Regions from separate parts of the Mus musculus genome. Here all the other regions are linked to region 3. A link is a contact called in ENCODE Hi-C or POLR2A ChIA-PET data. All regions are on one chromosome and are shown on one strand. Each heading gives the region's core, a stretch centred on a gene start or an enhancer-like site at or near the end of the contact. The rest is flanking DNA. Distances are from core to core; before and after follow the strand shown.

Region 1 (2,700 bases), core at 117-2,616, 64 kb before region 3:
ACCGTGTAGTTTTTAACACGTTCTTAAAGCATACACCAAACTACACTGGTTCTCAAACTTTCATGTGTCCCCCACAAAGCCTATTCTGCTTTGAAAAGTGAAAAATTTGCTTAAAATGAAGACTCTGCCCTCTTTCTGTTTCAATGTATTTTGGGTCTCTATAAGAAATGAGCCCTCAGTCAGTTTGGACAAAAGTGCCAAGATATACTCATAGGTAGGACGGATAGTTGGCCCCTTTCAGCAGTCTCTTCATTTCTACTCTTTCCTACCTGGGCAAAGACTCATAAATCAATGATCCACAGGAATCTTACTCAACCTAGGAGTATAAAGTTCACATTCCCCCTCCACACTAAACTTTAAAAATGGGGTTTGTTTATATTAGACTAAACCTAGTAGGCAACAAGTTAGTGGTTAGAAGGGAAAGGTGTCGATCAGACCCGTTCTCTAGGAACAACGTTAACTAGTACTTCCTATTTTCAAAGTTTTTATGTTTTCGGTAGAGGATTTCGAAGAAAGGGTGCGGGCATAACGTCTATGAGTTACACATACTGTTCCTACTAGAATACATGCACCACCAGCCTCGACTTTCAAAACACAGTGCAGCGACTGGCAAAAAAAGGCGCTGAATAAAATGCTTGTATACGGCAGCTCCAGTTTCCATAAAAGACGAAAACAAAGCCTGAGTTATTTCTACTTCTTGATATAGATGCCCAGTATCTGCGACTGCCTCTTCCAGGTCCTACTAGCGGCCATCCCGCCTCCGTTTTCTAAAACCGGTTTTGGAAACGAGAGTATTCTCCAGAAAATTTTACTCAACAAAGGGGCAAATCTCAGTAGTGAGGGTAAAGAGACGAGCTGCGAACCAGGCACTCGGCACGTCCCTCCGTGTCCTAGTCTCAGGTAGGAACTAAAGAGGCCCACACCCCTAGATTCGGCCCTACACTGAAACTCCATTAAGTTCGTTGCTACCGGGTCACTAATTCCGCAGGGGTGTGAGCGAAGCACCCTGTCAGGCCCCAGCAAGGTTTGCAACCCACGCGAGCTGCTCCTCCGACCCGCCCTCCCGCTCACCTTCGTGTGCATCTCCGGCGCTCGCAGCAGCCAGCAGCTGTGTCAGCGCCAAGAGCAGGACCAACAGCCAAGCTTTCCGGAGCTTCATGATTGGGTGCAGAGCTGGGCCTGCAGACACCGGCCACCGCAGAGCACTCGCCGACCTCCCGAGCGACGCCGGAGCGCACCAAAGCCTCCAGGAAGTTCAGGCCGGTGATTGGTTGGAGGTAAGGAAGCCGCGGCCCGTCCAATCCCCGCACGAATCAGGGCGAGAGCCGTGGCGCCCCGCCTACACCGCCCCGCCCCGCTGCCTGAGCCCTCCGCGCGGGCGCGCCCCTCAGCTCCGCGTTTAAAACTCCGAGCCCTAGTGTGAGGTGCCCCCTTCTGATTGGCTGTGCCGCGACCACCAATCACGGGCTGCCACTCGGTTTGCTTGGAGCGCCCAGGTCCGGAAAGAGTGCGGGGGAGAACAAAGGCAACCAGCCCTGCACAGGGAGGCGGGGCTTGAGCACTCCGAGGGGAGGGATTGGTTGGGAGGTCAGCTCCCTTTGGCCAAGCTTGGCAGGAAGAACACGTGTAAGAAACTCAAGGAAATGGTGGGGTGCATGTGTAGGCTCGTCCGTCTGAGGCTGTCCTTGTGCAGGAAACTAAAGAGGACAGAACTTTTGGGAAAAAGTGAGATCAGAGATCCCGCCTCTGTTCCCCTGTTCTTTGGCTTCTTGTTTTTTCTGTTGAGCATATAAAAGTTTGAGTTTCTTTCCTAGATACTAGGTTCGGAGAGGTATATGAAATAGATTAGTTGTTTCAGAGCTGGGTGGGCTGACTCCAGGTCTGTGGAGGCAGAGACCCATGACTTTTAGTGATATCCTGTCGCAAAAAAAAAAAAAAAAGAAAGAAAGGAAAGAAAGAAAGAAAGAAAGAAAAGAAAAATTACAACTTGGACTCCATGACTAAGTCTATAAGTCAGAGTCTTGTCTGAACGTTGCCTTGTATTATGATTTTTCTGAAGAGAGAGAGAGAGATAACCAATCTAGTGATTTAGATCTAGAAATAACCGTGAGTGTTTTGGAAAAGAAACTAGGTTTGCATGTCAGAAAAGAAAGCTGTACTGGCATTAGGGTTAGCACCTGTGGATTAACATATGATATGACGTAGAAGACAAATGAGGCTAAATAAATAAATCTTAGAGAGTCCTGCAATATTTTCTGATGTATACAGGAGGAGAAAATGAGCTGTATTTATCACTACTCCCCTGGGTTGTCATTTTAGCACTATTAGGCTAGGTTCCTAGGCCAATTTGAATATGTGTTTTCCTTTACTCCTGCAGATCTCTCTCTAGAGAAGTAGTCCATTGGGATTGTCTATCTACTAGTGTATCTGTGACAATTCCTGCATGCATGTCCACAGCCAGAAGTTCAGATTATATGTTTTGAAAACTAAATTAAGACTAGACAGGCACACAACCTACATGCTCTGGATTCATGAGGTTTATGATTGATTCTATCTAGGTTAAACCACAAGAGATTACTGCAGTCTCTTGTGTTTTCTGTAGAACTCAGTGATGGTTCTACCTTTTTTATTATTCTGATATAATTCTTTTCTGTAGTTTCAACTACTTTGGAGTCTAAAGCAGATCATTTTAGCCCAGAA
Region 2 (2,942 bases), core at 249-2,748, 76 kb after region 3:
CAGGCAAGAGGCAGAGCTGGCCTGCCTGTCCCTACTGTGGCAAGGCCTCCCGCCGGCCCTCAGACCTCTTTTGTCACCAGTGTATCCATACTGGTGAGCGTTCCTATCAGTGCCCCCAGTGTGGCAAGGAGCCACCACCTGGCTGTCCACATGCAGACTCATTCCTGAGGCTAAACAATCCTGCATTTCCTCTTGCTTTCTGTCCTCCAGGGAAGTCCAGCCCTGCAAGGGCCCAGCTCTGAACAGGACAGGACCTGCACTGTCTCAGGGCCTTTCCCTTGTGCCTGCCAAGTGGTGGAAGTTCCTTCACTTTCCAGCTGAGTTGGTACTTTAGGGGCCCTTCAAAAGCACAAGCTCCAGACCAGGAATTTGAGGTGATAGTGTCATGCCTCAAAGTCATGAGAGCGGGTGCTTCATGTGCCTCTTTGTCACAGCACCTTGGGGACAGCCTTGTGGAGCTTCTGGAGCTGGGTGATGGATTCCAATTCTGATAGTTTGCTCTCTTGTTTGGCACTCAGACACCAGAGCACATGAAGGCTCCCAGGTGCCTTCATCCCTGGCTGTGCTATTGCTAAAGTCCTGCAGACTCTGTAGCCACTCAGAAGTCCTGCACAGACGAGGCAGAGGGTGACACTGCCGTCATTCCCAGGGTAGGGGTATGACTGGCAAGACTGTGGCATGCAGCCATGGTTCTGGACGTTACTTGCCTGCACACCCAACCGTTGTTTAGGCCCTGCAAGCAAGACAGCAGTTGTCAGTAAGCGCTCAGACTGAACGTGGACAGTATAGCTGCCCCAAACTTAATCCTCCGCTGCAAGCACTCATGTTGCTGTTCTGGGGGTTCCTAGGCCTCTCTTCTAATGCTTTAGATGTTCTCTGGAAAACAAGTATTCATATTTGAAGCACAAATCCAAGTGCTGGGGTGGGGGAAGAGGCGCTGTATAATCCTGGCTCGCCTTGGGCTTGCAGTGAATTTTTTTCCCCTACCTCTATCTACCTACTAGGATTTCCTTGCTTGTGCCATTATGCACAACTGGGCTTACTGCATTTAACCTGAAATTCAATAGGACAGGTTAAAGAGTATTTTGAGTTAAGAATGAACAAAGGCTGCATGGTTGCCTGAGCTCAAAGACGTTGGATCCCAGATTCTGATGACTTATTTTGTAAAACAAAGATATGGTTGGGTTGGTTACAAGGCCCTAAGAACCATGGAGGTGGAAATATTAACTTAATCGGTGCTCTATAAATACACTGGAAAATGTAGCTGCGTGTTTGTGGCCTAGTTTGTTCTGGGGAGTCTCAACATGTGACCCTAGTGGTTGGCGTGGCTCTACAGCTCAAAGGTGAACGGAGCTCAACACCTAGTGCTCACACCTGCGGGGCTGAGACGAAACGCTAGCGAACGCTATGCAGCTTGTGCTCCCAGCTAGCCAATAGAGTCTGGCTTCTCTACCGTCAGGGGCGGAACCTCCAGGGCTAGCCAATGGGGAGCCGCCTTGTGGAGGGTGTGGCCTGCGTTTCTGCCGCGGGAGCAGCGAGGACGTCTAGGTCTCAAACTGCCAACTGCGTCCAAGACGACCATCCTGATTCTGTATCGTGAGGCCAGGAAGGGCCGCCTGTAGGGGACACAGCGGCTACAACAAGACGAAGCAGAATCGCGCGCAGCCATGACTGAGGCGGCCGCTGCACCGGTAAGGGTGGCCCTTACCGATCATGTGGGGGATGTGAAGCGGTTCCTGAATTCGCCGGGAGGACATCTTACCACCTCCTAAAATTGGGTAGAGCTCAGCCAGGTAGTCAGGGAGGAGGACTAGGAGGTCTGTTGCCACATGATTAAGTCCTTGTCTCCTTTGCCACGGGTTTGATCATTTGTAATATACGGCCGTTGAGCTTCACCAGGAAATATCTGGGCCCGGTGCACCGGCTGCGGTCGTTTTTACTCCACGACTCCTTTTTTCCAGGACCTCTTTGCTCCATCTCGCAAGTATTAGCCATCTCCGATCAAATCCCGAGCTAAGGCCCCCTCCAGTTAGCCCTCTTGGTCCTGGGACCTAGAATCTAGCTCCTGCCTAGGAGGGAGGGTTCCACGGCCTTTCGGGCCTGAATTCGATTCTATTAAGAGTAGATACATACTTCCTCGCTTGTTGTTTTTTGATGAACACCGGGAAGACTTTCCTACTGCAACTAGTTAGGGAATCAGTGTTATAGAAAACGTTGGGTAGGCGTGTTTTAGGTTCAGGTGAGTGAACTACTGAGATGAGATTTACAGTCCCTGAAGGTAGGAGGCATCTCCTGCTAGCAATAGCTTTGCAGTGACTTCAAAGACATTTCTTGGTGTTAGATTTGTGGCAAAGGATCCCAGAGAGACGAAGATATTTGACCTTTATGTGTGAAGACTGCCTCCTCCCAACCACATTTTGTTGTATGGGTCAGTGGTCACAGACCTCAGGATGGAGTGAGGAAGAGAGAAGTTTCTAGTGACAAGTATCTTACTGTGTGGGACACTTTGCTGTGTCTTTTTTATGGAAGATATCTTGGGGGAAGTTTAATGTCACAAAATTGTATTCGTTACAGTCTTTGGTTTAGAACATATAACACATTCTGACCAATAGTCAGGAACCTTCATGTTTATTGGTAATACAATATATAATAAATGTCATACACCCTGAGTGCTTTTTCTGTTTGACCACCTTAGAGATAGAGGGAAGTTCCAGGATTTATCTGTAGTCCCCACAGCTCCGCATTTTATTTACAGTTATGCATGGTGACATTACCCCCCTTCTTTTGACTAAGATGCTGGCTTTCAGCTTTCTCTGCCACTGCCTACTGGCATCTAAGATCTAGCTTCCAGTAAAGTGACTGTTCAGGGCACTGTAGTGACTGTTCGGGGCTGTTTGTTGAGGTGTCTCAGTCACAGAGACCTAGTGTCCAACTTGAAACAA
Region 3 (2,869 bases), core at 305-2,804:
GCTAGGATTAAAGGCGTGCGCCACCATCGCCCAGTTTAAGTTGAGTTTTTTTTGTTTTTTGTTTTTTGGTTTTTTTGTTCATACAATACTGTGAACTAGACCCCCAGCCTAAGCCTAATCTCTGCTACACAGTAAAAGTGTGAATGGCTGTGTGAAAGTCTACCTGCGAGGAAACTGGATTAGACACACTGTGTTGTTGTCTTTCTGTGTAAAAAGGAACATTGATATGACTCACTACATACTTAAGGAGGGACATAGTAATCATTTTATCCTGAGGACATAGCTTAAACACTTGGGACTAACTTAGTCCTCTGTTTCTCATTTCTAGAAAAGAGAATATAGAGTTGATATCCCATAGGTCAGAAAATGTCTTCTCAGATGTGGGTTGCCAGTAGAAAAGCATTTGCCTGGAGCTTCCCAGGCTGGGCTTACTCGGTTCCTCTACTAATAGTGGACGTGATGTTTACAGTGAGATATATGCACTTGCATGCATGCACAACTTGTAACCAGGAAACGGAAAAAAAATCACTGACTTCTGGAGCATAACCTTCATAGAGGATAATATGAGTCTATGAAATACTCATTCATATATCCTGGAAGCATACCTAATAAAGCACTCGATAACTGTCCTTCTGAAGATAGCCCCTCTGGCACCCCACCCTTCCCCGTAGCTTCATATTGTTCTCAAGTTTAAGTGTAGTAGAACTCATGGCTTCCACCAGGTCTGACTTTCCACAAGGTGATAAGCCTTAGAGAGCTCAGTCCAGACAAGATAAGGACTGGCCATTTAGGAAGACAAAGTGGACAATATGCTACAGATAACCTACAGGGATTTATCTTTGATGGGTAATTACTTTTTTTTTTTTTTAGACTGGCCTGGAACTAATTATGGAGACCAGGCTGGCCCTAAACTCCACCTACCTCTACCTCTCAAGTGCTAGGAATAAAAAGTGTGCACACCACATCTAGCAAAAGTATCTGGGAGCCTACTATGTGCCAGGCATTAGTTCCTAATTTTTCAACATTAAAATAAGACAAACATAACACCCCACCCTATTTATATAGAACATAGGAGGTTCAGAGACAGTAAATGTTAAAAAAAAAAAAAATCACAGCCAGTGGCAATGTTGCAATTTAAACCGAAGAAGAGTATGCAAACCACAAAAAAACCAACCAACCAACAACAACAACAAAAAAAAAACCAAACAAACAAAAAAACCCCACCTTATGCCTAAGCAAAAGCTGACACATAGTAGGTGTTCAGAAAATATTTGGGTAAAATTTTTACAAGGGTGAGGCACCATTTTCTCCTGGGATGTCCAATGCATTCCTAGAAGTAACAGAAAGCAAGCCCCACTGTCCAGGCCGCAGCTTGGGACGTGAAGATCGACCACCCCAGCCAGACCTAGAGGCCGGCGGTCGCCGTCAGATTTCTTTGGGGGAGGCGGTGGCCCCCAGCCTGGAGTGGCCCCCGTCCAGCCCTGCAGGCGGGCAGGAGCTCCGAGGCCATTGGCTGGCGCGCCGGCTGCGAAGGGCGGGGAGCGCCACCGAAGGGGACTGTTTGCTCCTACGGGCTGTAGATGGAGCTGTCCGGCCCCGGCAAGGGGGAAGGCGCCTGGAAAACGTTCTTCTTCTCCCTGGCCGGCCCGAGCGGGGAACAGCACTCCCAGGATGCAGTTTGTGTCAACACGGCCGCAGCCTCAGCAGCTGGGCATCCAGGGTTTGGGGCTGGACAGCGGGAGCTGGAGCTGGGCCCAGGCTCTGCCCCCGGAGGAGGTCTGCCACCAGGAGCCGGCGCTACGCGCGGAAATGGCCGAGGGAATGCCGCCCATGCAGGTGGGTGCAGCGCCCGCGGGCGCCATGGCCGCGCCGCTGCCGTGGGGGCGGGGCGGGGCCGGGCCTCGGGGAGCCTCGCGGCTGCCGGGGCCCCGGGCGAACGGCGGAGCGGGCCTGGTGCAGGCCCGGAGCGCCAGGCCCTGCCGCGCTGCCACGGTGCCGCTGTCCGGGCCGGTGCGGCCGGGACCCGGGGCCCGCAGGATGCGGAAGCCGGGGCTGTGTTGCCCGGGACCTAGCGCGGTAGTGGCCGCTTCACTGAGCAGGGACTCGGGTTCCTCTTGGCGTCCGACCCGCCTGGGTTTGCGGCAGGCCTATTCCCGGCCCACAGAGGGAACAGTTTAACCATGTTTACACTGTAGCCAGTTTAATAAAAGGGTTTAAAGCTGTTTTATTGCTGTCTTTTTCCGACTATAAAGAGCAGCCCACTTTTCCTCTGTAGAACGGATGAGCCAGGGAAGGGACTGGGAGGGGACTTTGTCATCTTGGGTTGGCAAACTTGCCTGCATATTGGAATCGCCAGAGCAGCCTAAGACAACTGACTACGCCCAAACCGCATCCCCGAGCGTTGTCTTGGGGTCCTGGGGGTGAGAGAGAAGGCTCCAGTTGTTTCTTTAGGCTCCGTAGGAGATCTCAGGGTGCCTAGGACTTAGCTGGCACGGCCTTGGGTATACAGCACAAGGAGAAGGGTTAACGTGGTTTAACATCATTGTCTCAGAAGGGAGACTGAGTTACCTGAAGACTGGACTCTGAAGAAGCCACCCCTGTGTTCCCATTTGATTCTCAGTCAGGACTTAAGACTTGACAAGTCAATATGAAGACCTTTGGTTGTTTTTGAGCAAAATGACCAACTGTAGGTCTTCAAACCTGCGGAAATGCAACCAGCCTCAGACTTCCTACACTTCCATTGTCAGTCTTATCCCCTTCTCTGAACAAGGCCCCGGTGAAGCCTCCATAAGCCCAGTGGATGGCACTGACAGCCATCCAGCCACCAGGACCCAGCAGGGGCTGGCATTCCTAGGGTCCTGTTGTTCTC

What was found. A loop is a pair of places that touch in the nucleus more often than their neighbours do. ChIA-PET counts read pairs that join two places held with the same protein, here RNA polymerase II (POLR2A).
Region 1: POLR2A ChIA-PET joins it to region 3 with 12 read pairs in Patski. The contact joins the promoter of Pdia4 here to the promoter of Zfp282 in region 3. POLR2A ChIA-PET finds 5 or more read pairs at or near these places in 3 of 5 experiments (Patski and embryonic stem cell).
Region 2: a loop to region 3 is called in a map of T-helper 17 cell, with 1.8 times the contacts of the local background. The contact joins the promoter of Zfp956 here to the promoter of Zfp282 in region 3. A Hi-C loop is called at or near these places in 2 of 37 maps with a recorded cell type or tissue (T-helper 17 cell and T-helper 2 cell). POLR2A ChIA-PET finds 5 or more read pairs at or near these places in 2 of 5 experiments (Patski and embryonic stem cell).

What each region holds. Positions count from the first base shown.
Region 1 is chr6:47,812,146-47,814,845 of GRCm38, forward strand. Pdia4 (protein disulfide isomerase associated 4) reads right to left here and starts at 1,367. Exons shown (of 10, transcript NM_009787.2): 1 at 1,072-1,367. The coding sequence starts at 1,159.
Region 2 is chr6:47,951,892-47,954,833 of GRCm38, forward strand. It overlaps Zfp956 (zinc finger protein 956), which reads left to right and starts at 1,499. Exons shown (of 5, transcript NM_178898.4): 1 at 1,499-1,691. The coding sequence starts at 1,668. It overlaps Zfp783 (zinc finger protein 783), which reads left to right. Exons shown (of 6, transcript NR_027963.1): 6 at 1-2,658.
Region 3 is chr6:47,876,001-47,878,869 of GRCm38, forward strand. It overlaps Zfp282 (zinc finger protein 282), which reads left to right and starts at 1,555. Exons shown (of 8, transcript NM_146175.3): 1 at 1,555-1,836. The coding sequence starts at 1,672.